3 separate regions of the Homo sapiens genome follow, and regions 2 and 3 are each linked to region 1. A link is a loop called in an ENCODE intact Hi-C map of the cell type or tissue named here. Cell type or tissue: PC-3. All regions are shown on one strand. Each heading gives the region's core, and the rest is flanking DNA. Links, peaks and the distances in the headings are about the cores only. Region 1 has its middle 310 kb from the start of LINC00922. Region 2 holds the start of LOC107984823 (a long non-coding RNA gene). Region 3 has its middle 370 kb from the start of CDH5.

Evidence for each region. Hi-C counts contacts between places; a loop is a spot of excess contacts. Peaks named below come from ENCODE experiments on the same cell type or tissue, not always from the same donor. Only the 100,000 strongest peaks of a DNase experiment are listed, where the experiment ranks them.
Region 2: a loop joins it to region 1, with 4 times the contacts of the local background. A loop is called at or near these places in 1 of 110 quality-filtered maps.
Region 3: it touches region 1 in a loop (11-fold over the local background); 1 of 110 quality-filtered maps calls a loop at or near these places.

What each region holds. Positions count from the first base shown.
Region 1 is chr16:65,879,684-65,890,831 of GRCh38, reverse strand. No RefSeq gene overlaps it. Among named protein-coding and RNA genes, the nearest start is that of LINC00922, 310 kb to the right of the region's middle. In PC-3, for the core only: no CTCF peak of the experiment used is centred there; a DNase peak (open chromatin) is centred at 6,631; H3K27ac peaks cover 2,096 bases.
Region 2 is chr16:65,805,009-65,816,156 of GRCh38, reverse strand. It overlaps LOC107984823 (a long non-coding RNA gene), which reads left to right and starts at 2,836. Exons shown (of 3, transcript XR_001752334.2): 1 at 2,836-3,451; 2 at 4,868-5,023; 3 at 6,074-6,117. In PC-3, for the core only: no CTCF peak of the experiment used is centred there; a DNase peak (open chromatin) is centred at 6,236; H3K27ac peaks cover 1,098 bases.
Region 3 is chr16:65,995,637-66,006,784 of GRCh38, reverse strand. No RefSeq gene overlaps it. Among named protein-coding and RNA genes, the nearest start is that of CDH5, 370 kb to the left of the region's middle. In PC-3, for the core only: no CTCF peak of the experiment used is centred there; DNase peaks (open chromatin) are centred at 3,404 and 5,204; H3K27ac peaks cover 1,572 bases.

The DNA of each region.
Region 1 (11,148 bases), core at 3,830-8,829:
ATAAATGAGGCATGGTGAAGGGATATACAAGGAGCTGAGGTTTCTATACTTCATTCAAACTGGACAGCACAGCCTGGTGCAACATTGGGTCACATTTGTAAGTTTCACATGTAGATTCCGCCAATATTTTTTGAACAGTTTCTATGTTAGTGGTTCTTAATCCTAACTGCAAGCCAGAACCACCCAAGAGGCTTTTATAGAATACTCCCGCCTAGGCCTCACTCACACTGATGGAATCAGATTCTCTGGAGATTGGCCCAAATATTAGTGCGTTTTAAAAGCTCCCTAGGTGATATTTATCAAAGCTTTCATGTTCTTTTGCATAATGTGTTAGGCCTCTTCCCACACATTATCTGGTTAATGTTCCCAGAAATTCCATGCGATTAGTATTTTTTTCTCCCCATTTTATGGATAAGGAGACTGAGGCTCAGAAAGGTTAAGAAAGCTTTCTGTATAGCCTGCAAAGAGCAGAGCCAGAATTTAAAGCTAGCGTGGACTCCAGTGCCTTTGCTCGAAATCTCTGCTCCCAAATGGGATAAAGATAAGGGGCTACATGAGGAGAGAGGGCTGGTGAGGTGAATGGAGATTTTTCAAGGGGGTTCAAACATTTTCCTGAAGCTAATAGAGAGCCACTGAAGGGTTTTAAGCTCTGGAGTGAACAGGTAATGTCTGCACTAAAGGAAAAACTCTCTGGTGGCAGCACTTTTGCGTATTTCTGAATCTGCTAGCCAACACAGTGAAAAGTAAGCTATACTCAAGGAATTAAATTAACCAGTTCCTAAGTTTCTAGAGGAATTAAGAATTGACAATGGTTCAGAGATAGTCGGGGAGTCCTGGCTCTGGCTCTGCCATTACCTGCCGCCCTCCCCACGAGACCACGAGACGTGAGCCTGGTGAAGGCGGAAACAGTATCTTGCTCATCCTGTTGTCCCTCCTGCTCAGCACAGGACCTGGCAAGGAGCAGGAGACCAACAGGAGCTCATGAATTGAAATGCACAAAGTCCTCCTGCAGCTCCTTCCCAGCTGCAATTAGCAGATGGTCAAATTCCTCTCCAGGTGGTTCCTGACCTAACAGGTGCATATGTGGAAAGCCTCCCCCCTTGCAGAGCATTTCAGTGTCTGATTTATTATTAACAGGAAGTTCTGAGCCTGGATCAGATCCAGAAAACAGTCAGAGCCATGAGTAAAGAGGTAACAGTTCCTAGGAGGAAAGTTTAAAGTAAATACAGCCCCTTAGTCTGGGGCAGGAAAAACAGGTTGTAATGTATGATGTGTCAAACTTGTGAGGAGTCTTTGGGAAAAAGGCTCCCTCTCTCCTTCACTGGCATCCTCCCTCCTTTCTGCCTGCCTGTAGCAAACATTGATCTAGGTCCTACCATGTGCTAGGCACTGTGTTAGGGGCTGGAAAGGCAGTGAGGGTTACAGTGAATATTCTATGTTTTCAAAACACTTACAATAGGGTTGGAGACAGAAAATGGATAGCTGTAATAAAACATCAAGATTAAGTGGTATGAGAGGTCAAAGGGAGGAAACAGAGATCACTTCTAGCTTGAATGTTTGAAGCAAGCTACATGAAGGTAGAGGTAAACTTGAATTTGAGGGAAGGTTTGAATCGAAGTAGCAAGAATCATTAAGAATGCAGACTTTATCCACGCAGACATGGTCTGAATCCTGATCCACAGACCACTAGCTGTGTGACCTTAGTGAACTCACTTCACCTCTCTGAATATTAGCCTCCTCCTCTGTAAAAGTGGGTAAAATATTTTCCTGTAATTGTCCTTTATCCTGCATGATAGGTCCTTCACTCTCTACTTGGATATTTTCATCAATGCACATACATGTTGTAATAATACCCATGGAAAAAAACCTCTCTCCTTTGAAACCACCTTCCCCATCAGCTACCATCTGTTTCACTGCCTTCCTTTAGAAGAAATTCCTTACACTAGTTGTACACACTTGTCTCTCCATCCTCACTCCCTGTTCTCTCTTGCAACCACTCCAATCAGGCTGTTGCCTCTATCATCCCATGGCAACTTCTAGGTCAAGGTCACCAATGACCTACATGATGCAGAACCCAAAGGTCGTTACTCGTCCAAATCTCACTTGACTCAGCAGGAGCACTTGATGCAAATGACCATTTTTTCCTCCTTTATGTGGCTTCCAAGATGCCACACTCTATTGGTCTTCCTTGAAGCTCCAGGTTTTGCCTTCTGAGCCTCTGGCTGTTCCCTCTTCATTTCCCTAAGCTTTACTTAGTGCTGGACCAGCCGAGGCTCAGTTCTAGGAACTCTTCTCTGTCTACTTGCACACTTTTGGTGAACTCATTTAATAATGTCCTGACCTACAGGCCCTGGCTTACCAGGTGGTTTAAATGGCTGGAATAATGCCAACTTACGTTTCTCTTCCAGACTCTCCCAGACTCAGACATCTGCGGCCTACTGGACACGTTCCCTTGGGTATGTCTCATCGGCATCTGACTCCCAATATGTCCAAAACCAAACTCTCCACCATCTCCACCCACTCAGACTCCTTCAGAAGCTCCTCTTATCTCAGTTATTGACAATTCCATCGTGTGCATTGCTGAGAATAAAAACTTCGTGTCATCCTTGACTCTTCTTTCTTTCGTATCCCATATGAAATCCACAGCCAATTTCATGGGCTCTACATCCAAAATACTTCCTGAATGTGACCATTTCTTTTCACTTCCACTGTTCTTACCCTGGTCCAAACTACCATCTTACTCACCTAGGTTGTGAAACAGCCTCCTAAATGCTGTCTTGCTTCCACTGCTGACCAACAGCCAGAATGATCCTTTCATAATGTCTCAAATCATGTTATTCTTTTCCTCGCTGAGCCCTCCAGTGACTTCTCCATGCTCTCAGAGTGAAAGCTAAAGTCTTATTATGCCTATGAGGCCCCCATGATCTGCCCCCACCCCTGTCCCTCATCTCCCATTCCAACTGTATCACCTTTCGACTCTCCAGCTTTAACCTGTTCCAGCCATACTGGATTTTTAGGTATTCCTCAAATCCACAATGCATGCCCCTACTGCAAAGTCTGTTTTTGCGACAGCCTGTCTTGTGCAGAAATCTGCAAGATTTAGTGGACAGTCAGGCAGCCATAGCAAAATACCATAGACTGGGTGGTTTAAACAAACAGAAATTCCTTTCTCCCAGTTCTGGAGGCAGGAAAGGCCAAGATCAAGGTCAGGTGGGGTTTGATTTCTGATGTGGGCGCTCTTCCTTGCTTATAGACAGCTACCTTCTTGCTATGTCCTTCGCATGGCCTTTCCTCTATGCATGTACATGAAGAGAAATCTCTCTCTTTCTCTTCTGATAAGGCCACCAGTCCTATCAGATTAGGGTCCCACTCTTATGACCTCATTTAATCTTAATTATCTACTCAAGGCAAGGCCCCATTTCCAAATATAGTCACTTTGGGGGTTAGGGCTTCGACATATACATTTTGGAGGGTGGAGGGAGAAACACAATTCAGTCCCACTGTATATATAGTTTTTGTTTATTAACTGTCCCCTGCTCATCTTCCTCACTTAGAAAAGAGCTTATCTGCTTTATTCACTGCTACATCACCAGTATTTGGGCAAATGTCCCAACATGTTAGGTATTCGACATAATAGCAGTGGTTTATGTTTTTGTTTGATGTATGTAAGTACCATATTTGGTGGTACTTACGTATTTACGTGCTTACTTACGTACTTAATGACAGTAAGTGCCGTTACTTAGTGCCTGGCATATGGAAGCATTCAATGATGTTCACATTATTAGAAGGTAGCGAGAGGAAAGAACTTTGTATGGGGAGGGATCTCTAAAGCATGGACCAATTTGCAGAAGTGGGAACATATGGCTTACTTAACGGGAATAGCAAAGAGCAAAGGGTTTTTTGTTTGTTTGTGTTTTCAAGATGGGGGAGTACCATGGCACGATCCCGGCTCACCACAACGTCTGCCTCCTGGGTTCAAGCGATTCTCCTGCCTCAGCCTCCTGAGTAGCTGGGATTACAGGCATGCACCACCACTCGTGGCTAAATTTGTATTTTTAGTAGATAGGGGGTTTCTCCATGTTGGTCAGGTGAATTCCCAACCTCTGGTGATCCACCTGCCTCAGCCTCTCAAAGTTCTGGGATTACAGGCGTGAGCCACTGTGCCCAGCAGGAATAACAAAGAGTTCTGTGGAGCTTGGGCAACATTTGCTCAGTTGTAGGAGGGTCTTCAGTGCCATCCTCAGGTGCTAGGAACTCAGTGGCAATTGGAAGCCATTTAATGCCTTCAAGCAGGAGAGTGGCATAGGTAGAACTGCATTAATTCAATTCATAAAAGGATTCATTCAATTCATAGAGGACTGATTGGGGAAAAGTGAGACTTGGGGGCAGAAAACCCCAAGGAGAATTCCTCAAGTGAATCAATTAAACTCAGGAGTTCTCACTATTATACCATCTGCTACCCTCTGCCTCTGTCCTTTATATTTTATTTCAATAATGTGTTTTCACTTAAAAGTAATTATTTATTTATTAAGTATCATTATTATTATTTTAGATGGAGTCTCACTGTGTTTCCCAGGCTGGAGTGTAGTGACATGATCTTGGCTCACTGCAACCTCCGCCTCCCTGGTTCAAGCGATTCTTGTGCCTCAGCCACCAGAGTAGCTGGGACTATAGGTGTGTGCCACCAAACACAGCTAATTTTTGTATTTTTTGTAGGGACAGGGTTTTGCCATGTTGGCCAGGCTGGTCTTGAACTCCTGACCTCAAGTGATCCACCTGCCTCAACCTCCCAAAGTGCTGGGATTACAGGCATGAGCCACCGCACCCGGCCTAAAAGTAATACATTTTGATCTTTTTTCATATGAGCCACATAATTGCCAACCAATTTATTTAATATTTAAATTAGATGATTTATTGAATTCTCTCTCACTCTGTCTTTTGATATTGTCTGTAACATTGCTGTGATGCCTCAGAATGATTCTTCTCTTACAAACTACTAAATGTTCTCAGAAGTCCAGTGATTTCTCTTTTATTTCTCATTCTCTTGGAGAGAAGATCTATTTGCCCATTACTGGGAGAATAATGAGTTATGGTAGAGTTTGAATGGGTTCTTGTTCAAATACTTGGGTCCTAGAAAGATGGGAAATGCTGCATTACTTGAGGTTGATTTTAACTTGCTTGGGGACCTGGCTTCTGTGCAGGTGGTGGGATCAGTAACATCTAGCGGTGGCCATTGGAGTTGGTTGCTTTCTCAGGGGCAGTATTCTTCACCTCTATCCCTCACACTCTAGACAGAGTCCCTCCCTGGTCCCCAAATGTCTTCACTTAACTTGTAGCCCCCTCTGTGTCAGGGAAGGCTGAGGGTAAGCTGATCTCAGCCACCCATTTGCTGCCCATCCATTCATCTCTACTCTTTGTCTGTCTGATTTTCACTTACATCATGTCACTGCCACTTTCTCAGGTAGGCACTGAACCCCACCCCAAATTTTTCTTTATCTCACTGTTTTCCCAACTGCGATCTGAAGACCACTTGAGTCAGAATCATCTGGAGAGCTTGGTGTACATGCAGAGTTCCTGGCCTCCACCCTGGACCCTGAGCATGAAAACCTGCATTCTATTTTTTAACCCTGGCTGCAGGATTTCTCGCAGAACTAGCACATAATGTTTTGCTTCTCCATGGTACTGTTGTCTGTATTATTTAGGCATTATTTATGCTAAATGAAATATACATGTATTTGTATGTATATTCTAATTATATATATTCTAGTTATGTATTTACTGGTCATTTCAAAGGGAAAATTTGAAGCATGGGGAATGAAGTCTATTGAAACATTGAAACACTTGCCACCTATTTCATCACTTCATAGATGAAATAGGATTTTTATATTCTTTATAAGGTTTTATTAGGACAATAAAACCATATTGTAGAAAACTGGAAAAATAGGGAGAAGGGAGAAAAACGTAATTTCCCCAATTTGATGCAGCGACTGTTTTCATGTTGGTATAGTCCCTTTGGGTCTCTGCACAGAAATATTCATAAATGTGTGCAGCATCATTGTTAGTGTTGGTGCCATTTGGTGTGACGTATAGTCAGAAAGAAGAGGCCAAGAACACTGAGTCTATTCTGGGCTTCCTCCTTCCAGGACATAGCCCACTGGACTCATGGAGAAACCCGTTTACAAGAGACCCATCCCAGGGCACCCTGCAGGACCAGGTGCAGAATATCCTCAGAGCAGATCTCCAGCTTACCAATGTGTTCAGCATCCTGAGCTGGTGCCCATGGGGTTCTCCCATTCAGACTGTGTTTATTGTCACCTCCTATGTGCCAGTGAAATGAAGAAGACCCTGTTGCTTCCCTGGGGCTCCCAGGCTTATGGGGGAGACAGACACATAAACAGCAATTACTGCACAGTGACACACATATCACTCTGGAGGACGGTTACTTTGGGCCCTGGAGGACAGAGCACAGTCACCAACTGACCAGCCTCCATTCTATGCCCAGACTTGTTTCCAGTGGAGCCAAGGGGCTTTACAAAATGAAATACTGAAACTCCAAACTGTGTGAGTCATCACGTTAGGCAGCGTCATCACCGCAGGGAATGGCATATTCTCTCTTTTAAATTTTATTGCATTTTTATTGGAATTCTGAAATATTTACAGTATATAGAAATGGACAGAAAATGATGAATCAGACACACATGTGTACATCAGACAGATTTCAACAAAGAGCCTATTTTACCACATTTGATTCATATTTTCTTTAAAGGAAATAAAACACCTCACTGTTGAAGTCACCTTTTCAATTCTTCTGGATCACACTTCCCTCCCTTCCTCTCTCCTTGCCTAGAGGAAAACACTGTTTTGAAGCTGGTCTGTATTCTCCCTGTAACTGTTTTTCTTTCATTACCTAGGTATGTGCTACATGTTTTAAGTATATATACGTTGTATCATACATGTGTTCTTCTGCAACTTACTTTTCTCTACCTCTCAATATTAAGTTCTTGAGATTTAGCCATGTGGATCATGTAAAACCTAGTTCCTTTGTTTCAACTGCTATAGAGTATATTCCAATATTTGGTAATAACACAATTTATTTATCCATTGTCTCTTGGATGGACATTTGGATTCCTACAGACACTCTTAGGCTGGGGGTGCTGGTATATGCCTATAATCCCAGCACTTTGGGAGGCTGAGGCGGGAGGATCCCCTGGTTTCAGGAGTTCAAGACCAGAAAATACTCTTCCTTATGTCTCCTTATTGATACGTGTAAGAATGTCTCCAGTATGAGTTCCTAGAGGTAGATTACCTAGGTCTTCAGAAATGTGTATTTTCAGTTTCACTACATATCTCCAAATTGCTCTCCAAAGTGTTTGTACGCATTTTCACTCCTACCAGCAATATAACAGATCCCATTTTCTAACATTGACATTATTGCACATGGCAATTTTTGACAGTTTTATAGATTCAAAACAGTATCCCACTAAGTTTTTTTAACTTACATTTATCTGATTAATAGAGAAGATGATTATGTTTTCATATGTTCATATGTAGTTCTTTATGTATTCTGGATACCAACCCTTTTTTGCTTATATGCATTGAAAATGTTTTCTTCCAACCTCTGGCTATCTTTTCTTTTCTCTCTCTCTCTCTCTCTCTCTCTTTATTTATTTATTTATTTTTTTGAGACAGGGTCTTGCTCTGTCACGCAGGCTGGAGGGCAGTGGTACAAACACTGTTCACTGCAGCCTTGACCTCCCTGGGCTCAGGTGATCCTCTCACCTCAGCCTTTCAAGTAGCTGGGACCACAGGTATACACCATCATGCCCAGCTTAGTTTTTTGTATTTTTTTGTAGAGACAGGGTTTCACCATGTTGCCCAGGCTGGTCTCCAATTCCTGGGCTCAAGCGATCCTCACACTTGGCCTCCCCAAGTGCTGGGATTATAGGTGTGAGCTACCACCCCCAGCCTCTGGTTATCTTTTAATGCTGTTTTCAGCAACTTCTTTCTTACAGATATTTGTAAACTTTCCTTTGATGTAGTTGTGCATTGTACATTTTGTTTGAGGAATCCTCTCTGTCCTGAGACCATACATAGAGTCTCCAATAGTTTCTTCCAAAAAAGTCAAGGTTTTGTTTCTACATTTAAATCCATAATGCAAGCGAACTGAAGTGGTCCTTTTTTAAAACTATGAAAAGTTCACAATATTAAAATGAACAGCTCCATTATTATAAAACAAACATAACTACAGTCTATGTCAAGACATAAAACCTCAGGGCCGGAGAAACCCTTCACGTGTCCACTGTCAATTATAACCCCTTCCTCTTGCCCAAATTAACCACTATCCTAACTATGATGCCAATTGTATTGTTGCTTTTCATTGTAGTTTTACTATGTATTTAAGCATCCTTAAGTAAACAACTCAAGATAGTATTTACTAATTATTGAAGTATCCGTATTGTTTAGTTCTGCTTGTATTTTTAAATTATGTATAAATGAAGTAATATAGCACATAAGCTTTCATGTCTGACTTCTTTTTCTTCAACATTTATTCTGTGACATTAGTCCACGTGAGGTGCAGGATCATTTGTTCATTCCCATGATGCTATGTTGTGCCCTTGGACAAATACTCCACAGTGCATTTATCCAGTCTAGGACTGAATATTTGGAATGGATTTATTCCCAGTCTGGGGATACAGAGGTCAGTTTAATTTCTTTCTGTGTCAAAACCAGTTCTTCCACAATCATCCATTGAAAAGCCTCTCTTTTCACTGCTACTTTGTGGAGGCATCTTTGTCATAAATCAAATGTCCCCTTTTTGCGTGGTCCCCTTTCTGGTGTCTGTTTTGTTACATTGGTCAGTTTGTCTATTCTTGCATCAGTACCACACTACCTTAATTAGTTAAGCTTATAATCTGTCTTGAGGCTCAGCGGAGTAAATTCTCTCCTTTATTCTTCTTCAAAGATATCTTCCATCTTCCTGGATCTTCATAATTCTAGTTTATAACTAACTTGTCAACACACACACACAAACACACATACACACACACAGACTCACACCTTTTGGACTTTTAGGTGAAAACCATCTGATTTAATTTTGTGTGTGTTGTGAAGTTGAGATCTTATTTTATTCCATTGTCTATTCTATTGGGATGGCCAGTTGTCCCAACTTCATTTATTGGCTATTCATTTGTATATTAACATAGCTGCACCATTTTTCTTTTCACTAATACACTTGATCTTCATTATTCATGGGAATGTAATTACTTGCTAACATTTATCTGTAGCCCCAAAATAAATCCTCTTGGCACTTCCATGGTCATTTATGGGCATGCGCAGCGTTGACAAAATTGAGTCATCTGACGGGCACGCTCCCATCTGAAGTCAAACACGGGTACACTGTGCCTGCTTGTTTCAGCTCTCACATGTCAACAAGTGTCCTTTTCAAGGTCATTTTAATTCCATGGTTTTCGCATTTCAGTGCCATTTTTTCCTGGTGATTGTGCAGTTTAAAATGTTCCCTGGCCGGGTGCAGTGTCTCACGCCTCTAATCCCAGCACTTTGGGAGGCCAAGGCGGGCAGATCACGAGGTCAAGAGTTCAAGTGAAACCTGGTCTCTACTAAAGATACAAAAAAATTAGCCGAGCATGGTGGTACACACCTGTAATCCCCGCTACTTGGGAGGCTGAGGCAGAGAATTGCTTGAACCTGGGAGGCGAAGGTTGCAGTGAGCTGAGATCGCACCACTGCACTCCAGCCTGGGTGACAGAGCAAGACTCCATCTCAAAGAAAGAAAAAAAAAAAAAAGAAAAGGTTTCCCAAGCCAGTGTGAAGTGCTATCTAGTGTTTCAAAGGCTGTGATGTTCTTTATGGAGAAAATAAGAATGTTACGTAAGTCTTGTTCAGGCATGAGCTATAGTTCAATGTTTAGGAATCACAACTATATATTAAGTGAGGTATCTTTAAACAGACACACACATAAAACAAAACAATGTTACGTATTGGTCAGTTGATGAAAATGTTGTGACCAGAAGCTTGTAGTAACCTAACCCTGTATTTCCCCTAGGAACAATGGTTCAGTATTTGCTAATTCAGTTTTCATGGTAAATTTATGAAACATAACTATCATGAGTAAAGAGAATTGACTTCATTTGGCTAAGATGCCTTTTTCTATAACTTTACTTTCAAATTTTCTGTGTGACTCTCATAAACAGCATACAGCTGGATTCTACCCCCACCCCTCAATCTAATCTGAGAATGCCTGTCTTTTTAAAAGAATTAGTTTATTCATGAACACTAGTATATATTGGCTTATTTCTACCATTTGATTGTGTATGTTACATTTACCCTGTTTTTTGTGTATTTTTCTCTCTTTTTTCTGCTTTGTATTGAATTTCTCAAATTCTACGTATTTATGTATTTATATTTACCCTCCAGGTTTATAAATTATACATTCTATCTTAATTCTTTTGGTAGATACATTACCCTTAAATTGTTAACACGTGTGTTTAATCAAAAAAGACTAAAGTTAAACTGTGTATCTTTCCTTCTTCCACACGTATAAGGATCTCAGAATATTTTTCCTTTAAAAGATTTAACTTACATTGTACATGTGATGATATTTCTTGGTCCCTAAATTTGAGTGCTCTTTCAGAGTTGAACAAGGTCTCAGTTTGCAGTTCTGAAGAATAAGGAAGAGGTCTAGTGTTCAAATTAGTCTGCCCCACCTGCCACTCTGGCTGAAAACATGGAGCTGGTGCTAACTGCAAAGCCCATTGCAGTATCTCAACAGGGAGATAAACAGGAAGTTATCCTCCCATGTCCCTGCTCCGAATTCAGGTTTGTGCATCAGCTTATGGCTTTGTTGGGGAGAGTTTGAACCTGGGACATGTTAAACAATTTTTTGAATGTGAAAGAGAAAAACAAAATAATGACCAACATACCTGGGGGTCACGTTGACCTTCACCTTCAGAGTAATGTTACAATTTATAAATGATTGGATATTGCTACAAAATATGAGGCTCTTCTTTCCTCTTCTTTCCTTTTTATCTCTGTGGAATTTTGGTTAAATGGGCTCTTAAACTCCTGCTAGTTCCTCCTTAGAGCTTTATAGGTCAAAGGCCGGCTCCCTTCTTTTCTAGGTGGCTCCTA
Region 2 (11,148 bases), core at 3,733-8,732, 75 kb after region 1:
GCACTCCAGCCTGAGTGACAGAGCAAGACTCTGTCACAAAAAAAAAAAAAACAAAAAAAAAAAGGAAAAGAAATTAGGGTTTGGTAACACCTACCCAATAGCCCAAGGGACTGGATTCAACGTGCTGCCATTTATTTAATCCTGTGGAAACCCTGAGAAATGATGTTGGTGGCCCCATTTTGTAAGGGAAGCATCTAAAGCTTGGGGAGGCAAATCACTTTGCAGAAATTCCCATAACTAGGAAGTGGAAGTGGTGGGAACAAACATCAGAGTCAAGGGATCTTTGAATTAGATCTTAGCTGTTCCCTGATCCTACCAGACAAAGCTGAAATCACCATCACTTTAAGTCTCAGATGACAAGTGAATAATCCTAATGATGGCAGTAATATCACATTATCATCTTTCATGTTGTCACCTCTCCAAGATACTTTCTCATCTTTTGTATTTTAGAAGATCATCTTATTGAAATCACATACTCAGGTAGTGACTAAAAGGCTGTCCTCCATTTAAAGGTGGGTGGAATTTCAAATGTTTTAATAGGAAATCTCCCAAGTAACGAATGATGTAGACATGTAGCAGGTAGGTTCTTGCTATCCCATTATAACCCTGTCCAATGCTGAGGAGGAGGCTGGATCTGTGGCTGGTCAAGACCCCACCAGTGGAAACAAATTTACCAAGTGATCTAGCAATTCCACTCCTAGGTATCTACCCAAGATAAATAAAAACATTTGTTTATATGACTTTGCATCCTCACAGCTTAGCTCCCACTTACGAGTGAGAACATACAATGTTTGGTTTTCCATTCCTGAGTGACTTCACATAGAATAATAGTCTTCTGTCCATTCAGGTTGCTGCAAATGTCATTAATTCATTCCTTTTTATGGCTGAGTATTATTCCATTGTATGTATATATACCACAATTTCTTTATCCACTTGTTGATTGATGGACATTTGGGCTGATACAATGGACTTTGGGGACTTTGGGGAAAGGGTGGTAGGGGGGTGAGGGGTAAAAGACTACAAATTGTGTTCAGTGCATACTGCTCAGTTGATGCGTGCACCAAAATCTCACAAATCACCACTAAAGAACTTACTCATGTAACCAAATACCACCTGTCTCCAAAAAACTATGGAAATAAAAAATTAAAAAAGAAAAAAACCCAAAAACATATGTTCAAAATACTTGTACGTAAAAGTTCATAGCAGCATTATTTACTATAGCCAAAAAGGGTAAACAACACAAATATACTTCAACAAGTGAATGGGCAAACAAAATATGGTGTATTTGTAAAATGGAATATTATTTGGGCATATAAAGAAATGAAGTACTGATGTATGTTACAACATGGATGAATCTCTAAAAACATTATGCTAACTGAGAAAAACCAGATGCAGAAGACTATCTAATATATCATTCCACTTATACAAAATGTTCAGAAAGGGCAAATCTATAGAGACAGAAAAGAGATTAGTGATTCTCTGCAACTTCCAGAGGATGGGAACAGACATTAATTACAAACGAGCACAATATCTTAAACTGAGAAATGTTCTAAGATGGAATTGTGATTATTTTTATTTTTTTGTGTGTGAATTTTGAGGGTCCCTCTATAGGGGTATGACAGCGAGGTCATTATGATTCAGAATTCGTCTTCTCCTTTTGTCACCAAGATATTTTGGCTGAACATTCAGAGAAGATCTAGCCCATGAGGGACTGCACCAGAAACCAGATTCAAGAGACTGAAATGTAAACCAAATTCCACCTCATAAATTGCTATAAAGAAACCTACCTTCCCAGGAACAAAAATGCTCGTGCCATCCTACAAGGACCTCCACTTTCTGCACTGAGTATTTGGGAGATGGTCATCTGTGGCTCACTTTCTGGGTATGGAGGAAGAGCACAGAGTAAGGGATGTTTCACACCAGCCACACAAGAAGCCTGTGAACAAACCAGCCTTTTACCAGAGACGGCCCTTTATGGACCACTTAGCTGCTTCCCGGATTTAGTGAGTCTTGACAAGGACACTGCAGGTGAATGACTGCCAAGTCTGTTTCCTTCCCTCTTCACCATGCTCCATTCAGACAACCTGCCTTCTGTTTGAGCAGCTATTGCGGGATCTGGCCAGCAGCCTGCAATGCAACGGGGCTCTCTCTCTGCTCCTAGGTGGATCGGCAGGTTGAGAAATAATAGACACACACAAGACAGTGAAAGCTGGGTCCAGGTGGGTCACTGCCTTCTGGTCCCGCGGTGCCAACAATGCACTGGGTATACCAGCATTTATTATTAAGTTTAGTGAGGGCGGGGGTAGGTCAGTGAGGGATTTAGGGTCATTTGATTATGAGGTGAGATGGTCACATGGGGATGAAGTAATTCTTTAACATAACATTTGTATGAAGAAGTACAGTACATTTGTATGTAGAAGTACAGTATACAGAGATAACAATTTACAATATAGTGTGTGCGTCAGTAATTTCTAACAGAGCCTTAGAACAGAAGCACAGTCTTTCCGTAACCTATGATTAGCAAGATATTAATCAGCAGTAACAATTGTAACAAAAGCTGGTTACAAACAATCCATGGAAACAGGACATGAAGCTAGACAACTGGTTAGACCAGAAATTCTCAGAAGGGAGTATGCTTTAACCCTAAAGAGGCCTAGAAGAGCCGCGGCAAGATGAGGGTGTTTATAGCCCTATCTTATCCATATGGACAGGCGCTCCCCATGCATCCGTTTATAGGCTTTCCACAAGGGTCGCATTCCATTCCCAGAGCTATGAACATCTGCTTTTCTGGGATAGGAATCTTGGTGATGTGAAACCTCCCTGACTGCACGTCCATTCATAGGCTTTCTGCAGGGGGAAGCACATCACACGCTGTTGGCTCATTCTGGCAGTCCAACCTGGCATTGTCTTTACACAATCCTGCATGCAACTTTTTATTTACAGTAATCAGGAGCAGTTCATCTTTTATTCCGTAGCAATAGTTTCAGGGGGTCTCCCTACAAGCAGTCTTTCTCCAGCCAGGATACCACGCAATGTTTTAAGTTTCTTTATTCTTATGTACTATGACATTACAGAACTGTCTTGAAATTTTGGTGTGATTTTGCTGACCTACCTTCTGAGAGTAAGATGCGACCAGACAGCTGACACTCCCAATACTGGTTCAAATACCCTGTTCTCTTGCATTCTGAAGATGCTCGTCACTCCTGTGGATTGATGCAGGGTAGAGGCATTATCTTGAACCTCATAAACTTCCTATCCTCTTCAATACAAAGTGAACAAACGGCGTCGTTTCTCAAAATTTGTTCAGTACTGGAATGCACGGCATTCTCCCTTCACATGAAACTCAAATCATTCCAGTTTACTTCTGCTTCTTCCTCCAGGAAATGGATACAAACATGGGATGGACCTTGGTCATCGACGTGCTCCAGATGTCTCAGTTGCAAACGCCTGGGTAAGTGGGAAATTGTAGAGTGGGCCTTCCTGACTTGTAAATGTCACATGAATTCTGTCCCCTCCTTGAACTGCAGGAACTCGGACTGGATGGTAGCTGGGCTGTTTGCCTCTGTCCATACAATTGCTGGGCTTTGGTTGCTCTTTGGAAAAAATGTCTACTGACAGGGTTGTCTCACAGCTCTACCCTTAATCCCCACCTTAGCCCGAACCATAGATCTATCATGAATCCTAGTCTTAGACTTGAATGAACACCAATCTACAATGCTATAAGAATACACAGCACTTAGCATGATGGCTGGCACAGTTTCACTTCTAAGATTATTATTTCACCTTTAGCAACTTCCTTTATTTTATCCCAACCCTCATGGTATTAATCCTGTTTTTAGGTTTAATTTTAAAATCACTTCCATTTATTGATGCCTAGCGTGTCTCATGTAAGAATTGTCTCTCATCTATCTAGCCATCAACTAATGTCCATGATAAATACACACACACACACACACACACACACACATATATATGATGGAAGCATAAATATGATGGAGATATAAGACATAAATCATCAACTTCTCCATTTGCTATTTATGTATCTTGTATCATCTACCTACCTAGATCTAATCTAGAGTTTTTCAGTATCAGTGTCAGGTGTCAGTACTACTGGCATTTTGAACTGAATAATTCTAGGGGTGGGGGATACCGTCCTGTGTATTTTAGGGTATACAGCAGCATCCTGGGCCTCTATCTACTAGATTTTGGGAGCAATATTCCCCCCTTCCAAGTTGTGACAATCACAAATATCTCCAAACAATGCCAAATGTCCCTGTGAGGTGGGGAGGGACTGATCTAATTTATCATCTGTCTATTTTTCCTGGATAAATGTAAAAATGTTCAGAAAGCACAGAGTAGACACTATTATTCCCATCTTGCAGATGAAGAAACTGAGACTGAGAGTTTTGGTGACTGGCACATGGTTACATAAGTATTAAGAGATGGCACAGAATTGCAAAAGTAGATTTGCCTTATTAAAAAAAATCCATGTTCTTTCTATGATACTGGGCTATTTTAAATAATGCTATATTTTATCCTCAATGCCATCATTCTCCTTTATTCTCAATTTAAAATCATCCTCACACTTAATTCTGACTCTCAAAAAACATATGTCTTCCAGCCAAAACATATGTAAATGTATTTAAACCCCAAACCTTCTTTGTAAAACAATTTATTTTAGATTCAGAAGCACACATGCAGGTTACATGGATATATTGCACAATGGTGGAGTTTGAGCTTTAAGTACTCATCACTCAAATAGTGACTATTTTATAAAATTCTATCATCCACTCAAGACTTAACCCTATTTCCAATCCCAATTCTTAGTGACACAATTCTTTCTCAATTTTGTTTCCTATGATCCCAGACAATGAGGATGTTAGCTGAGAAGAGGGAGTCCTGAAATGCCAGTTAACCCAGCAGAAGTTGATAAGCTCACTCACAGCCAGGGACATGGTTTCCCAGGTATACAGTTCTATTGTAAAGGAGGCGATGGGTTTCTTCTCCTCTGCCGACCCACTGAGTAAGTATGCATATAGACGCTGGCCTGCCACAAGCCCGCTGAAGTTGGGTTATCTGGAAACTCTAATAATAGAATGTATCTATTTGCACTTTCCCATGATGGGCTGGAACTTACTTCTGAGAAACCGAGCACTATGGTCTGAGTGTGTCCCCAAAATTTTGTATGTGGAAACTCAACTGCCAGTGTGGTAGCATTGAGAGGGGGGCCTTTAGGAGGCAGTGAAATCATGAGAGCAGAACTCCGAGATAGGATTAGGGCCCTTATAAAGGAGACTGAAGGAGTGGGTTCATCTTCTTCTATTTCCTCTGTCACATGAGGACATGGTGCTTAAGGCCCCATCTTGGAAGCAGAGTCCTGGTCCTCACCAGACATGGAACCTGCCAGCACCTTGATCTTCAACTTAGTCATAGAAATAAATAAGACATTTCTATTATTCCATTTTTTTCTATTATTATTGTGTTAGAAATCAGTCCTTTTAAATTATTATAAATTACCCAGTCTTGGGGTATTTTGTTACAGTGGCACATCCAGATTAAGACACTCAACACATGAAAAAAGGGACATTTAACTGATCCGCTGGCTTCTCAGAGTCTGACATTTTGGTTCAGCTTTTACACAGTAATTTTGATTTCTGCTCCAATACCCTGATGTCCATTAGATGGCTGACAGCTTCAGGTCTTCATGTCCAGAATTCAAACGGGGGAGACACTGTTTTATAGCAATTAACAGTGATGCTTTGAAAGGATGGCAGCAAGCTGAAAACAAAATTAATTGAAAATTTAACCTTTAAATAAAAATACTCAGACCTCAGGCTTCCATTTGTAAGCAGCTTATGCTGTCTGTGCACATTCTGTTGTATTATTTAAGTATTTTCTAGACCATTTCTGATTAATACAGCAGTGCTATTTTCCAGTCCAGTCTCCTTAATAAATACATGTGTCAAATATCTGTTTCCTCCCCTGAATGCAAAGACTTTTAATTCCCCTTGTTTGCATGTGCTAACTGGTTGGATAACGAGATTAACAGCTCTGTCTTTTTTTCCTGCTGCAGATTTTATAAGAAAAGCCAGTGGGCTCCCAGACAAAGTTAAAAAGGTACCTTCTTTAATTTTGCATATTGTTAGCTGCAATCCGGTTGCTAATGTTTGTTTTATTTCCATCTGTCAAAAGCAATGCCAAAATACGTCATGTTTGCCTTGAGTTGGCTCAATTAATCCTCCGCTGGAAACAGTTCTGTCATTTCATATTTGGTTAAGGACCTGATTCAGTAGCTCCCAAACTGAGAGCTCATCTCTGCCAACGGCAGCCAGTGTATGTTTTACTACAAATTTATGGCGAATATCCACTTGACAAAGACAAAAGAGAAAGGTGGGGTGGAGCCCTTAGAGGAGTGTCGATTTGGGGCCAGCCCCATGTCTGCCTTGGGTACAGATAACATCCTGGGCTTGGCCCTGTTGACCTGCTCTTGCGGCACTAAAAGAACAGCTAGGCTAGGCGAGGTGGCTCATGCCTGTAATCCCAGCACTTTGGGAGGCCGAGGTGGGCAGATCACCTGAGGTCAGGAGTTTGAGACCAGCCTGGCCAACATGACGAAACCCAATCTGCACTGAAAATACAAAAATTAGCCAGGCGTGGTGGTGCATTCCTGTAACCCCAGCTACTCAGGAGGCTGAGGCAGGAGAATCACTTGAACTGGGGAGGCAGAGGTTGCATTGAGCTGAGATCATGCCATTGCAGTCCAGCCTGAGCAACAAGAGCGAAACTCTGCCTCAAAAAACAAACAAACAAACAAACAAACAGACAAACAAACAACTAATGGGTTACCCTGGATGAGTGATTTTGAAGGGTCTCAGTGTGGGGCAGACCCCAAGAAGTGCAGCCCTGTGTAAGTCTAATGTTGGTGGATGAGTTTCTTAGGGCTGCAACAACAAAATACCACAGACTGGGTGGCTTAAACAACAGATTTATTTTCTCAAAGTACTGGAGGCAGGAAGTTTGAGATCAAGGCATCGGCAGCGCTGTTTCTTCTGAGGCCTCTCCCCTTGGCGTGTAGATGGCTTCCTTCTCCCTGTGTCCTCACATGGTCTTCCTTCTGCACTATCCGTGTCCAAATTTCCTCTTCTTATAGAAACATCAGTCACATTGGATTAGGGCCCAGCCATATGGCCTCATTTTACCTTAATTACCTCTTTAAAGGCCTTATCTCCAAATACAGTTATCCTCTGAGGTACTGGGGGTTAGGGCTTCAGCATAGGAATTTTGGGAGGACACAACTCAGCTCATAACAGATGGTAGCCAAAATAACATAATATAAAATAAATGCATAATGAGATATGAAGGGAAAGATCTCAGAACAAAAAACGTAAAAGCAGCCGCTCTGTAGTTTTCCCTATATATATATAACCTCTGATTCTTCTTGCTTCTCCTCTTTTTCTCTTCGAATAAAAGCTCTATTGCCATCTTTATGGAGCTAGCATATTTGGCAGAATATACGCTTTTGAATTAGTATGTTCTGAGTTCAAATCCTGACTTGACCTCTCATTAGCTGTATGGCTAAGGGCAAGTCATTTAAATTCTGTCTCATGTTCCTCCTTCTTACAATGGCGTTAGTAACAACTACCCCAGCTGATTTTGTTTTGTAGGGATCAGGTACTATATGTGGGAGCCAGTGGCATACGAGAGTTGGATAAATGGAAGTGGTCTGTCCTGAATGAAGGCCATAGTGGGTGTGTTGTCTACAGAGAAGGTGAAAGTAATAACACAACTGACTTTTACAATGATGTCAGTGATGAAATACTCCTTGTCAGAGCACAGTGATTTTTTACAACGATGTCAGTGATTGAAATACTCCTTGTCAGAGCAGGTGGTTCTCACTGCCAGCACCTCCTCCCTTGCATGGAACTACAGAACACACCATATTGTGTTCTCTCTTTCTCTCTTTCTTTCTGTTTCCCTGTCTCTCTTTCTACCTCTGTCTGTCTCTCTCTTTCTCTCTTTCTTCCTCTCTTCTCCACTCTCTTTCTCTTCCTGTCTCCTTTCTTCCCCTCCATCTCTGTCGTGCACACACAGTCACACATACTCACATCTGTATCTTGAATTTAGTCATTCTAAAAAAGCCTAACCAGAGGTATTTCACATGGCTGCACATCTTTTTTCTTTATTGATTTTTTCCCAGAAATTGCCAAACTTCACATAAATCATATATGATTGAGAATAATCATCATTTATTGTTGTTTTGGAAAGAGGAGACCTAGTGGTCTCTGGTTAGAGCCTTCCTCTTCTATCCCAAATGTCCTCAATCTCTCCAGCCAACTCCTAGGACCAAAAAGCATTCTTACTATGAGTTAGGAATCAAAACGTGCAACAACTAGTAACAGGAAAAGCATGCTTGACTGGGCTCATAGTTTTTATTATTCCCCACTCCTTTCTGAAGTGGTACTCAATCCCTGGCATCTTTATATAAAGTAGCTGCCTATATAACTAAGTAGCTATAGTTTATAAGTAACTACTTTATATAAACAGAAGAACAGAAAGTTGGTTAGTTGTGCTAAAAACAAAAACAAGAAGAGCAACAAGAAACAGAACTCTGAATGGCACATTTCCTTTCTCAATGGGAAACATCTGTCTTTATGCGTTATCAAAAAGTCTAAACCCTGGGCCTGAATCATTAAACTTTTCCAGAGAAATATTTCACCTTGGGATTTTGCAAAGTAACTTTCTCATTCTAGATCTCCGGTGATGGAAGAAATAGATGATGGTGTATGCATTGTGTGAGGTATCATACAGCTATTTAAATGATGGCTTATCATGGCCATGTAATATGGAGATATTTGCAAGTTATATCACATTAAGTGAAAAAACAGATGCAAAATGTTGTATGTTATAAAGCTCATATTAATATGTTTAAAAAATAAAAAGGCACTCCTAATTATGTCTAATAATGTTTAAAATTTAGCACTCTCATCCCAGAATGCGTACGCAAAGAGGCCTCTTCTGTGAGGTGGGTGGTAGGTCTTTTATCTACTCTGGCCTTGTTGGGTCTCAGAATCCCATTGGTTTAGGCTTGATTCGGTTATCTGTAATTACAGAACAGGTGGCGTGTGAGCTGTGAGTGAAAGGTAGGATCTAATTTGGGATTTAATGAAGGTAATCAAAAGATGGGGTTAGTATGGTTGAACGTAATCTTAAATGACAACTTTATAGAGATTTTTTTAAACAGTTGGCTTACCCATAATTTATGTAACCTTTGAATATTACAAAGCAGAACTATAATGAGAGCCTCCACTTTTTACTAACTTGGACATAGTAAAATGTTCAGCTTATAGAGGATTGTTTGTTTGTTTTTACTTAGATGGGTGTTTTTTTTTTTTTTTTTGTCAACCAAGTTCTTTCTATACAATTCTGGATGCATATAGATTTGCCCAAGATAACAATTCCATGAGTCAGGCCCATGATTGTGAGCTGCAGGATTTTCTAGGTTTCTGTTCCTAGAAATTGTTTAATTTTAAAAATGTGAATGATTGAGTTGTTATAAGGCATGTTTAAAGGGCATTCTGCTTTCCCCCAACATGTTCCACCGCACCTCTCTGGTTTGCTGTGAGCTGTTCATTCTTATTTCTGTCCCCTTGAATTGTTGGAATGTTTCTTTGATTGCCTTTGGGTGTGGTGCTGTGAAGGGTTTTTAGGAAGAAGTGATTATTTTTCAAAATGGGAAGTTAACAAAGAATAAAAGTAAAAAGTAATGTCTTAGCAGCAGAACTACAAATTCCACTCCTTTTCCAAAGAAGAGGAAGAGGAAGAAGAAAGAAAGAAGAAGAGGAGGAGGAGGAGGAGGAGAAGAAGAAGAGAAGGAAGAAGAAGAAGAGGAGGAGGAGGAGAAGAAGAAGAGAAGGAAGAAGAAGAAGAGGAGGAGGAGAAGAAGAAGAAGAGAAGGAAGAAGAAGAAGAGGAGGAGGAGGAGAAGAAGAAGAGAAGGAAGAAGAAGAGGAGGAGGAGGAGAAGAAAAAGAAGAGAAGGAAGAAGAAGAAGAGGAGGAGGAGAAGAAGAAGAGAAGGAAGAAGAAGAAGAGGAGGAGGAGGAGAAGAAGAAGAGAAGGAAGAAGAAGAGGAGAAGAAGAAGAGAAGGAAGAAGAAGAGGAGGAGGAGAAGAAGAAGAAGAGAAGGAAGAAGAAGAAGAGGAGGAGGAGAAGAAGAGAAGGAAGAAGAAGAAGAGGAGGAGGAGGAGAAGAAGAAGAGAAGGAAGAAGAAGAGGAGGAGAAGAAGAGAAGGAAGAAGAAGAAGAGGAGGAGGAGAAGAAGAAGAAGAGAAGGAAGAAGAGGAGGAGGAGGAGAAGAAGAAGAGAAGGAAGAAGAGGAGGAGGAGGAGAAGAAGAAGAAGAGAAGGAAGAAGAAGAAGAGGAGGAGGAGGAGAAGAAGAAGAGCAGCAGGAAGAGGAGGAGGAGAAAAAGGAGGAGGAAGAGGAGGAGGAAGAGGCAGTGGTGTCTAGGCGAGGTGGCTTATGCCTATAATCCCAGCACTTTGGGAGGCCAAGGCAGGAGGAAGAGCACAGGAGTTTGAGACCAGCCTGGACAGCATGGTGAGAACCCCATCTCTAGAAAAATAATTTAAAAAAATAGCTGTGTGTGGTGGTGTGCACCTGTAGTCCCAGCTACTTGGGAAGAGGCTTGAACCTGGGAGGTTGAGGCTGCAGTGAGTTGTGATTGTGCTACTGCACTCCAGTCTGAGTTAGAGTGAAATCCCATCTCAAAAAAAAAGGAAGAAAGAAAGAAAAAAGAAAAACAATAGACGACAGAACAATATTTTTCACCCATGAGAGAATGTAGGATGAAAATGTGTTCCTCTCTTCATCTCATACCCATACATGCACACACATACACTGTCACACTGTCTCCATCTGTCCCAGAGACTTGGGTTTTATACCAATCATAAAAGTAGTTAGTTATTTATTTAAAGCATCTCTTGTTCTTGAAAGGGCAGTTGACTCCTGCGTCTTGTTCTATCTCACTGACATCCACTGATAGGAAATAAAAGCATGCAGTGAGGGTGGGGAGAACCCCCTGTATCTCCAAGGCCAGAACTCATAACAGGGAGAGGGCTGTGTTGGGGATGGGACAGGAAGGTCCCTGGAAA
Region 3 (11,148 bases), core at 2,232-7,231, 120 kb before region 1:
CTCAACAGAGATGGAGACCATGTAAATTATAAAACTGATAAAGCTCTTGGCTCTGCATTCATCACGTGATTGCCAGCTCGTGGTTAGTGGCTTGTTGTCTGAGGCTATAAAAAGCATCGCAGCTGATCTCTCTCGCCTCTGGCCTGAGTGCTGGGCCAGGGGCTCGGCCTCACTCAAGCCTCTCTCAGGCTCCATCCAGTCCCCTGAGGCACCTGTATTTTGCTTGGGACAAAATCCCCTTAAGAAGCGAAGAGATCCAAGGCCAGAAACTTTTGGAGACCATAACAACACTGCATTGGCGATATAAGTTCTGAAGGTGTGAAGACCCACCTCTAAAAGGAGGGCAGACCTCAGCTAGTGCCATGTGGACTGGTTTAGTGTGGTGCTTAGGGGCTCAACTGACTGCGTTTGAGCCTAAATCTGACACACTCAAGAACTGTGTCAAATCACTCAAACTTTCAGTGACTCAGTTTCCTCATTAGTAAACTGATGATAATGATAGAAACTACCTCATAAGTGGTTGTGAGGATTGCATGAGTCAACACACTCAAAGTGCCTAGGAAAATGCTAGGCATCTCAGAAACGCTCAAGAAGGGCTAGCTAGTACTGTTGCTCTTTTAACATCATCTGCCTCCAACCCACCATTTTTTGCCTTGGTTTGGCTTGCCAATGTAATTAGGTTCTCCACGGGGTGCAAAGACCAGGACTTTTCTCTGGCCTTTGAAGAAGAGGGCTTTCTGTAAGGTATCTTGGACCTAGGCCTGCACCTGGAGAGCCACGTGGTGCTGAGGCTGCTTAGGGGAGGAACCCCCAGCCTCCCCTTACCCACTCTGGGCCTTTGACTCCCTCACCCCTTCCTCTGCCTCTGCCACTCCTGCTTCCCCATAACTTGGTTCCCCATGTCTCTCCATGACCTCGTCCTTCACCTTAGAGGGCTCCTTGAGATAGACTTCAGAAGCAGATCCTGATGTGAAGATTCAAATACAAGTGGTTATTTGGAAGATGAGTCTGGGAAATACCAGAAAGTGGGTGGGGAGCGAGAAAGGCAAGGAAAAGTGGGCGAGAGGGAGAAAAGGAAGCCAGTGAAGGATGTTTTATTAAGCAAGTTACCATTCTGGGCAACTGGAGCCTAATCTTTCTTGAGGAACTCAAGACATCAGTGTAGAATATGTGCTCTTGAGATAGCCTACGTAAGGGACAAGAGAGCTTGGGCGATTTATATACCAAATGCAGTTAGTCCTCTTTCAGGGCTGCATTAACTCTTGCTTGTAGAGGCATTAATTCTTTGGCACTTCCCGCTTCCTCTGTATGTTGGCCAAATGTGCTCCTGCAGCCAGAGTTGCAGGTGTTTGCAGACAGCAGCTTTCAGCATATAAAGGTGGGGACCTAGAGGGCATGGGAGGGGGGACATTTAGAGTAATACTAGAATCCCCTCATTGCTGACTCAGAATTTGTCTCTCTCTTCTGCAATTCCAGATATGAGGTGTAGGAGAGGAAATAAAGAAAGAAAGTGAGGAGGGAATAGAGAGCAAGAGAGGAAGGGATGGAAGAGAGGAGAGAAAGAGGGAGACAGAATAAATAAGAATGGGTATATGAATCTGGGAGACCCATGTCATCTCTGTTCCATCCTTGGTCTGATCAGCTATGGCCAGGAAGGAGGGATCCTATGTTCCATGAAGGCCTATGGGAGGGGAAAGTCCATTTTGAGTGGTCAATCTTTTATATAATTTCCTGTGGGTTAGGGTGATGGAAGTCGGTTTGTTCTGACAGCTTGAGGAGAAGAGAGGTGAAACCCGATAGTCTCAGCCTTGCTCCTACTTTTTCCTGGCATCTGCATCACAAGCTACACTGAATTTCATTCTGCTCAACAGCCAAGGCGATGAAAAGTCACATAAAGCTGGATGAATCCCTGGGACAGTGGCCAGCTCAGAACAGTTATTTTACCTTAAAACAAGCCTCATCTTGGCTGTGTCATCATCATGAGAGCAGTCACACATGGCTGTGCTGTTTTCACTCTCATTAGCAAAGAAATTGAAGAGGAAATAACAGCTTCAACCCCCTGACATTTTTCTTGCTCCAGGGTAAATCTCTGCTAGGAATGGTAGAATATCTTGGTCCAACCATACTGGAAAAAAAAAAATGAATCAGGATTTAATACTCTGGAGGCAGAATCACTTGGAAGGATACTTGGAAAGGGTTCTTCTAGAATAGTGCTATTCAAATTTAAACTTGAGTGACATGGCCATCTTGCTTAGATGCAGATTCTAATTCAGTAGGTCTCAGATCGAACCAGGGAGTCTGAATTTTCTATTAAGTTCCAAGATGGTGCTGGTGATGCCCATCAAAGGACTTTGAGTGGTACAGGTCTTTAGACTTAACTGGATTCCAGTCCCAGGCCCTTAGACTTAGACTTAATTGGATTACCTTTAGACTTAGACATAACTAGATTCAATTCCCAGCTCTGCTGCTTCCTGGCTGTGGGAAGTTGGGCAAGTTACCTAACTTTTCTGAACTCCAGTTCTTAGATATTGAGACTGTAGAACAGAACTCAAGATTGTTGTGCAGATGTGATGGGGGAATACCTGCCAATGCACAGTGATCTACACTAATTATGGAGTGGTTGGGATCTTTTCATCCCACCCTTGTCCTGCTCTTGGAGCATTCCCTGGGCTCCCAACTAATTTCTGATTCTGTCCCTGGTCCCATACCTGCATGTCCACTCACTTGTTGAGTTTACAAGCACGTCTGAGCTTGAGTTGCAAGAGCTTCTTGTCCCCAGGTTGTTAGCCCAAGCAACAACTTTTTTCTTCCTGTCAATCCCCTCATTTTCTGAGCAATGAGCAGTTCCCTCTCTGTGTCTTGGTTTCCATATCTGTACAATGCTGAGTCTAGTTCAAGCCAGCTTTTCTAGGACAGTTTTCTCCCTAGAGGGGCTCAGCTATAACAGTCCCAACATTTTTTTTCCTTCCTGAACTCCTTTCATTAATCTTCCCTATTCATTATCACTGACCATTTGCTGCATATCCTACCCTACTTCCAGGCCCTATAGATGTAGGGCTGAAATATTCACATAAAATAGTGTCTCCTGGAATTGTGCAGTACACAGCTTGTACAACTGCACATTGGAACCTTGCATAGCCACACACTGGAGCCTGCATAGACCTATGCTTTGGACAACAGTACCCAATCTCTAGGTTCCAAACTCTTCCAATCCTATATTGACTCCTAGATTTTAAAACCCCAGTTTGAACCAGCCTTCTGGCTTTTCTTCAAGGGAATTGGAGCTCCGGAGTGAAGCAGGAGGAGGCTGGGCTAGCACTCAGAGAAGTAAGGCATGAGTTGAATGTGCATGAAGCCAGATGACAAAACCAGCACTCAGTACTGTAAGCCTTTCTTGGGCCCTGCACCTCAGGCTTAATGACATGACTCAATGTTTAGTAAATATTAGGATTTAGTGCTCTTCAGAAAGCTGCTTGCTCAGCCTAGAAATAGCGTCTTGAGTCCATTCATTTTGGACACTACATAACAAGCTCCAGTTGTTTAATAAGTGTTAGTCTCTGTGGCATCCATAGCAAGAAGGCAGATCCCAATTAGGCCTCCATCAGTTTCAGCACCTAACGCCAGTTCCCTGTGATGGACTTCAGTAGCTTTGTTTCAGTGTCGTTCATGTTTTGATGTTTGCGTGTCAGCACTCACATTTTAGTGCCAATGTTCTTGCCAGCAAGGAATCTGTGAGATCATCCATTTCATTTCATGCTAGAGATAAATTAAGCATATTAATATAAAACCCAGAAACATATGACAGTTCTCCCATCAAAGGAATATCATGTGGACACATGGGTAAGGGAAAGAAGAGTTGCAGTCTGTGAATCGAAGACTGAAGCACACGCATGCCATGGCTCCCACTGTACAGAATTGGAGCTGAAAATATGCGGCAAGTATGCCAGGGTGTTCTGAGCCTGGCTCGTACCAGCTCATGAAGGCCAATCATGTGCATTTCTTCACAGCTCTTCCTTGTTATGCTGTGTTAGTGGCTTGGAACTGGCCGTGGTGAGAGCATTGTCACCATAGAAATTGGCCAATGTCACAAATCAGGGCTTTTCTTCTTTTTAGAGAGTAGTTGTTAAATATTTACCACTGCAAATGGGTCACGATTTTCCCCTTCGCATCCACAGCAGACCTCATTAATGGATTCCAGCATATTTTCCCCACTTTTGATCACATATGAGGCTCAGGATCCTTTTCAGTACAATGAGTTGGTGTTAGCTCATGGAATAAAACTCGTTCAATAAAATTGGCTGAACTTGGTCCAATGTGTCCCACATAAGACCTCCAAATGGTACAGAAGAGTAGACCTCAAACTTTTAAATTTTATAAACCTTTAAAATGTTAAATATTTTTGGAGCACATTAGAATAACCAACTTTTTCCTTAGCTAAGTAAGGGCATAAAGCGAGGGGCCATAAAACAAGAAGAAATACCTTCCACCTTCTATTAGGAAGGACATTTTAACCACAACCCACTAGATATCAAGTATATAATCTCGGAATAAAGGAAACTCCATTAAAGTTAATGAATACCTCTTCATTTTCCTCATGTGCTGCATTTCAATGTAAAGCTTCTCTTGGAGCAGCTGCAAGTCTGTGTAGGAGTGTTTGGAGACAGCATGATTTTAGGGTTCTGGGGATATTGCTGCGAAGCTATCCATACTCCTTACTGGTAGGGCTGCAGAGATGATTGACATTAGATGAAGCATGCAAAAATATTTTCCCGCTAGCGTAAAGAGCTTGACAAAATTTGACAATCTTGCCATTTTGCAGCCACTTTTTCTTCAATGTTGCCAATTTCTCTCTAGCTAGACTAGCAAAATTAGAGTACTGTTCCATATTAGTAATGAAAAACAAATTTTGTAAAACTAAATCCTAATATTTTTACGGTTTGCTTAGCAGGACTTGGATCAGTGAGACGGGAATGTTTATATTATTGGACTATTTATAATATTAAGAATGAATTCACTGAATTACAAGAAAGGCAATGACTCATTCATTCATTCACCTGTTTATTTATTCAAAGAACATTTTTACAGCCCATGACCAGTCCTTCACTGCAACAACTTTCCCTCCTCTCACTTTTCCTCCTGTCGGGCTCCTGCCATGTGGCAGCACAGGATATCAAACTAAAAAACAAATCTGCCCAGGTCACGCCTCTGCTTAAAGTCCCCAGTAGCTCCACCTTGTTCCTTGTTCTCAAGGGGATGCTAACCTCCCCTTGTGACATACAAGCCCCATCATGACTTAGTCATCACCTACCCCTCTAGTCCGAATCCTCCCTATTTCCAGCATGCACTCTCTCCTGCAGATATAACCAGGTTATTTTTCCTCTCCTCTTTGTCTTGCTCATCTTTTTTCCTTAGCAAGGCTGCTCACTCCACTAGAATTACCCACAGCTTAGATGGGTTCGCTCCTATTCTCCTTTTAACGTTCAAATCAGGGATGGCATTCTTTTGAAAGTCCTCTGAGCTCCCCCTAATAGCACACATCTCACTATCCCTTAATTGTCCATTTGCATGTCACTCCCACTTGTCTGAGAGCTCCTTGAGGAGGCATCATTGAATAACCTCACCTGTGTTATGGTAGCTGCTTAGACATTTGTTGAATGAGTGGGTGTACACTAAGAAGAGAAAGAGGACATTGCAGGAAAAGGGAATAGTCACAGTAAAGATGAGCTGGTTCAGAGGAGAATGTCATATTGTGAGAAGAGGGAAACAGCCAGTGTGTCTCAGAGGAAGGGCACATGTGGCTGGATCTGGACAGGTAAGGCTGGACAGGTGGCCTGGAGTCAGTTCCTGAAGGACCTGGAATGCCATGTCTAGGAGATTTGGCTTAATCCTGTGTATCAGAGAGGCTTTAGAGGAAAGGGGTGAGAAGACAGGTGTGCTTGTTATTCTGGAAACTGGCACAGAACATAGAATAATGGGATAGGATAACTGGAATCAGATTAACCAGTGACTCTGCTGTTGCCGTGGTCCAGGCAGTGGATGATGATGATCTAAAGCAAGGAATTGGCAACAGAGGTGGAAGGTGGGGGGGCATTTAACCTAGTCTGTGCCTAGAGTGCAGGTATATTCCTGGAAGCGGCATCAAGACATTATGAACAGATGTTCCTTTGCAGGATGTGGCAGAGGAGGCAATCAGGTGTGCTGCACTAGGGAAGCCTGAGATATAAACTGGTAGCACACTGAAAAATCATCCAAGGAGTCTGACTGTGCAGGTTAACATGTAGCTAATTTTACTGGGAACCAACAGCCGTGTTTATGTGGCGTGCATTCTCAGGGTTTGCTGAGTTGGAACATATTTTGATGTTTCCCTTTGCCCACTGCCCATTAGGAAAATGTAACTCTTATACAAGGTTGTTTTTGCTTAGAACATTTTTCATTAGAACAAATGTGTTTCAAAATTGACTGTAGATTATGTTGTATTTTGTTTGAAATAACTTCCTAAGTTAATATACGGAGCTGGATATGCAAGACTCAACATTAAACAGAAGTTAAATTACCTGCAATTATGGGCATGCTCTTCTCCATGTGAGCAGAGATGTTAGGGCTGGAAGTTGCTTTACAGATTACTTAGTGCAGAGATGGAAGCACAGAGAGGGAAAGGAAATTGCCCAAGGTCACATAGCAAGTTAATTGCAGAGTTGGGAATGGTTTAGGTATCCTGATGTAGCTTTTTGATGAGATTTAAAAAAATGCATGTTTCTGAATTTCCATTTCACTGGATATTCAATAGTTCTTTTTCTATGGACTAATGTTAAAATACTTTTGCATCACACAGATTCCAGAACAGAGCTAAGGACAAAATATGTTTGAAGATACCCAGTGCAGTGGTCAATTCACAACATGGAGAATCCTGGAAAGAGCAGCACAGCTACCATTTTTCAATGTTGTTCAGTCAAGTAGCCTTCCCCAGTCCTACTTTTTGACCAAATCTATTTTCATGAACCTGTTTCTTTGTTTTGTTTTGTTTTTGATATGGAGTCTCACTCTGTTGCCCAGGCTGGAGTGCAATGGCACCATCTCGGCTCACTGCAACCTCCACCTCCCGGGTTCAAGCAATTCTCCTGCCTCAGCCTCCTGAGTAGCTGGGATTACAGGCGCGTGCCACCATGCCTAGCTAATTTTTTTTTTTTTTTTACTAGAGATGGGGTTTCAGCATGTTGGCCAGGCTGGTCTCAAACTCCTGACCCCATAATCTGCCCACATCGGCCTCCCAAAGTGCTGGGATTACAGACGTGAGCCACTGTGCCTGGCTGAAGCTGTTTTATTTGGCTTTGAATTACCTTGCATGAGTGAGCACTGGATGAACAGTAGGGCCAAACCCAACTCTATAGTCTTCCTTACCCACTCTAGACAATCCATTGCCAGTTCAGCTGATTTTGCCTCCTAGAATATGTCTCTGGGGTATATCCTCTCCACTCCATCTCCACTGCTGCTATCCTACTCCAAGCTGAATATCATCACTCTCACTGGGACCACTGTAATAGACTCCTATTCAATTTATTTCCCTCCCTCTTGACAAAACCTACAGGCCAGTCCCTGCACAGGAGCAAGATTTATTGTACTTATTTTTTTTTTTTCAAAATTCAAATCTAATCATGTTGACCTGTTATTCCAGCCAAAACTCTCACCATGACCTGGTCTCTGTGTGGCCCATCCCAATCTCCACCTTCCTCATTTTCCAATTCCCATCCATTCTTGGTTCCAACTCACAGATTTCCTTCACTTCTTCTATTCACCAGGTTCCCTCTTGCAACAGAGCTTCCGCACACACTGGCCTCCCTTGTCCCCAGCCCTCTAACCTCACTTTGGCTATTTAATGCCAACTCATTCTTCAGACCTCAGAAATTATTTTCTTCCTCATATAAATCTTTTACTGATTTTCAAACTAGGTCAGTTTCCCATATTATTCACCAGCACAGTATGCTGTGTTTGGTCATAGTCCTTACCAAACTTATAACTTTACAGTTACTAGTGTATTGTTTGGTTAGTGCCATGCCTCTCCATCGAGATCATGAGTTCTATAAGCTGCAGGTGTCCCCAACCCTGAGGCTGTGGACTGGTGCTGGTGCATGGCCTGTTAGGAACCGGGCCACACAGCAGGAGGTAAGTGGCTGGTGAGCAAGCCAGTGAAGCTTCATCTGTATTTACAGCCGCTCCCCATCACTCACATTACCACCTGAGCTCCGCCTCCTGTCAGATCAGCTGTGGCATTAGATTCTCACAGGAGCATGAACCCTATTGTGAACTGCACATGTGAGGGATCTAGGGTGGACGCTTCTTGTGAGAATCTAATGCCTGATGATCTGAGGTGGAACAGTTTCATCCCAAAACCATTCCTGCAGCCCACCATCCATGGAAAAATTGTCTTCCATGAAACCAGTCCCTGGTGCCAAAAAGGCTGGGGACTGCTGCTATCAGGGATCACTCTTGTTCTGTGTTGTTGATTACCATCATATCTTCAGAATCTATCACAGTGCTGGGCACTCATAAATATTGTTGAATGAATGTCTTCATAAGATAAACCCTGGATTAAAAAGTTCTAATGACTTTGTTCTGCTGGTGATCAGAGCATATCTCAGAGTTCAAATCAGCTGATACTATTAGTTCCCATAAGATGTTATCAAAATGCAGGATTGCAGCTGGAGCAGTGTCTCATAAATATACTCAGGACTCTGCAAGAATCTTTGAGATCTATGAACCTTGTGCTTTCTACTTTATAGGTGAGGTGGTACTACAATCTTTTAATAGAACCTCCTTATGTTGATCCCCCATGTGTCTGTTCCTATGTTAGGGGCCAATGAGGTAGGCAATGGACTTGGGGAGAGGACTGTCCTGGGGTCTCATGATGAGTAATCTAGAGTGAGAGAAGCCAGAGGATGAATGCAAACCATGACTTAGGCTCAGAATGCTGATGGCTAAACAAGTCAGATGTATTCTCACCTCCAGGATGAGAATCACAGTGGAGTTGGAAACACAGCAAAAAAAGAACAAAACAAAGCCAAAAATGTTCAAAGCAAGGTAGACTCTAGAGAAGGGTTGGGGGGAACAGCAATGGCAGAAACAAGGCAGGCACATGAGTGACACTGAGTGTGGTGAAGACTGTAGGCCAGAGATGGGCATTCTTTTGTGGCATCTATGGAGGGTGGTGAGGGGGTCAGTTTGGTTTAAAAGTAGGATATCCCAGTGGACAACCTTGAGTTTCCTTCTCCTCATCAGTATTTAATTCCCATCCAACTCATCTCATTTTATTCTTGCTCTGTTCCCCAATCAGTCTCTTCCTATTTAACTAATAATTGTTATTCTGAAGTCTCCTAAGCTTCTTATGAATATTATTGTTTATTAAACAATATATTGGTTCTTACCTCAAAGTACTTGCACTTCCTTTGTGGAGGTAAAGTAGTGCATAGAATAATTCTTTTAAAAAAATTTCTTTCCATACTGAGGAAAATGCCAAGCTAGTCATTCTTACTGCAAACTTGAAGACAAGAGGGTGAAATATTGAAATACAATCAAAAACCAAACTCCCTTAGTTACTTAAGCAGCCAATCATTTGCCAGTCTTGGAGGCATTCCACCAGTTATGAATGAGAAGGTAGAATTTTCAGAACAAAACTAGATGGCCATTCACCCTCTGCAAAGGTCAGATGTGAAGCCGTGTAAGAGGCTCCATCCTAAATCCATTTTGTGTGTAGGCATTGAGATGCGATGCCCTGTCCAGAGCACCCAGCAGCTATGGAAGTACCTTGAGTCTTCTCACCTGTGTCAGTTTCTCTCACTCCATATCTGCTTTCAGATCCTTGCTTCCAGAATGCAGTGGTCAGGAAAAGCAGGAGATGGTGGTGACATTTTGTATCCCAGCATGGATGGTTCTTCAAAACAGGGTGGTGTAGGTGGGGAATAGCCACTTCCTGCTGGGATTTAGTCTAGTAGGCATGGACATAGATTAGAAGAGAAGCGTGTTAATGCTTTCTGCAAGTGTTCCCATGTAGAACAGCTGAGGATAAACCATACACCTTAGCTACGTGAGGACCTACGTTCTCTGGTGGCTATAATTCTCCAATTACATTTTCCAATTATATATATTCTCCAATTATATCCCCTATAGTGGTTGTAATTTTTAAAAAGACTCACGGTTTTATTCTATGCTACTTACAACCTTTGAAAACCTTTGCAATAGATAAATGCCTTCTAGACACTGAAAATCAGCCCAGTAATTAAATACTTAAACATTTCTTCCAGCTTGAGATCCAAGAGAGATGACTTTTCTGGCATCCACTGAGGGGGCCAAGAGTAATTTAATTAACCCATTTGCTACCCACACTGGTCTGTCTGGTACATGACATGGCAGCCATTCAGAAAGTACTTAAGTGAATGTTTTAATGAATAAATGAACAAACAGAACTTCTCACAACAAAAGCTATACTTTCTATTTAATAATCCCTTTAAACATTGTTTCATTATTTTCTTTCTTTGCTAAGGAATCATTCTTATCAACATACACATGTGACCTAATATCTCCCATCTTAACAAAAAAAAGGGCAAAAGCAACCTTGACCCATTGACACCATCCACTTTCCTGTTCCTTTCATTCAAGTTGTCTCAGAATTTGCCTCTGTGGTCTGAACTTTCCCACCTTCCGGTCTCTACTCAGCTTCCTCCAAGGGCGATTGGTCCCCTTCTGACCTGCTGAGACCACAGCTTTTGAGGTCACCAAGTAGCTCCATGTAACTAATTCCAACAAGTCTCTCTTTCTGCTTCCTCTTGACCACTAAGTAGCATTTGGCAGAGTTGCCCACACTTTTATACTTGAAACCCTTTTTTTCCTTGGCCTCTGTGAATTCATGTGCCCATGACATCAACATTTTAATATCCAGATCTGCTATTTCTAAATATCTTTTCAACATTTTTGTTTGACTGATTTGCATTTGGAAGTTAACATGTTGAGAATAGAACTATTGAGTATCCACTCCAGACCTCCAGATGCCCATCTTCCCCGTTTCAGTAAATGTTACCCCGGTGTTCAAGCTAAAAACACCCAGATTCCTCTCCTCCTTTTCTCCCATGTCCCATTCATTCTTTCAAGGATTTCTAT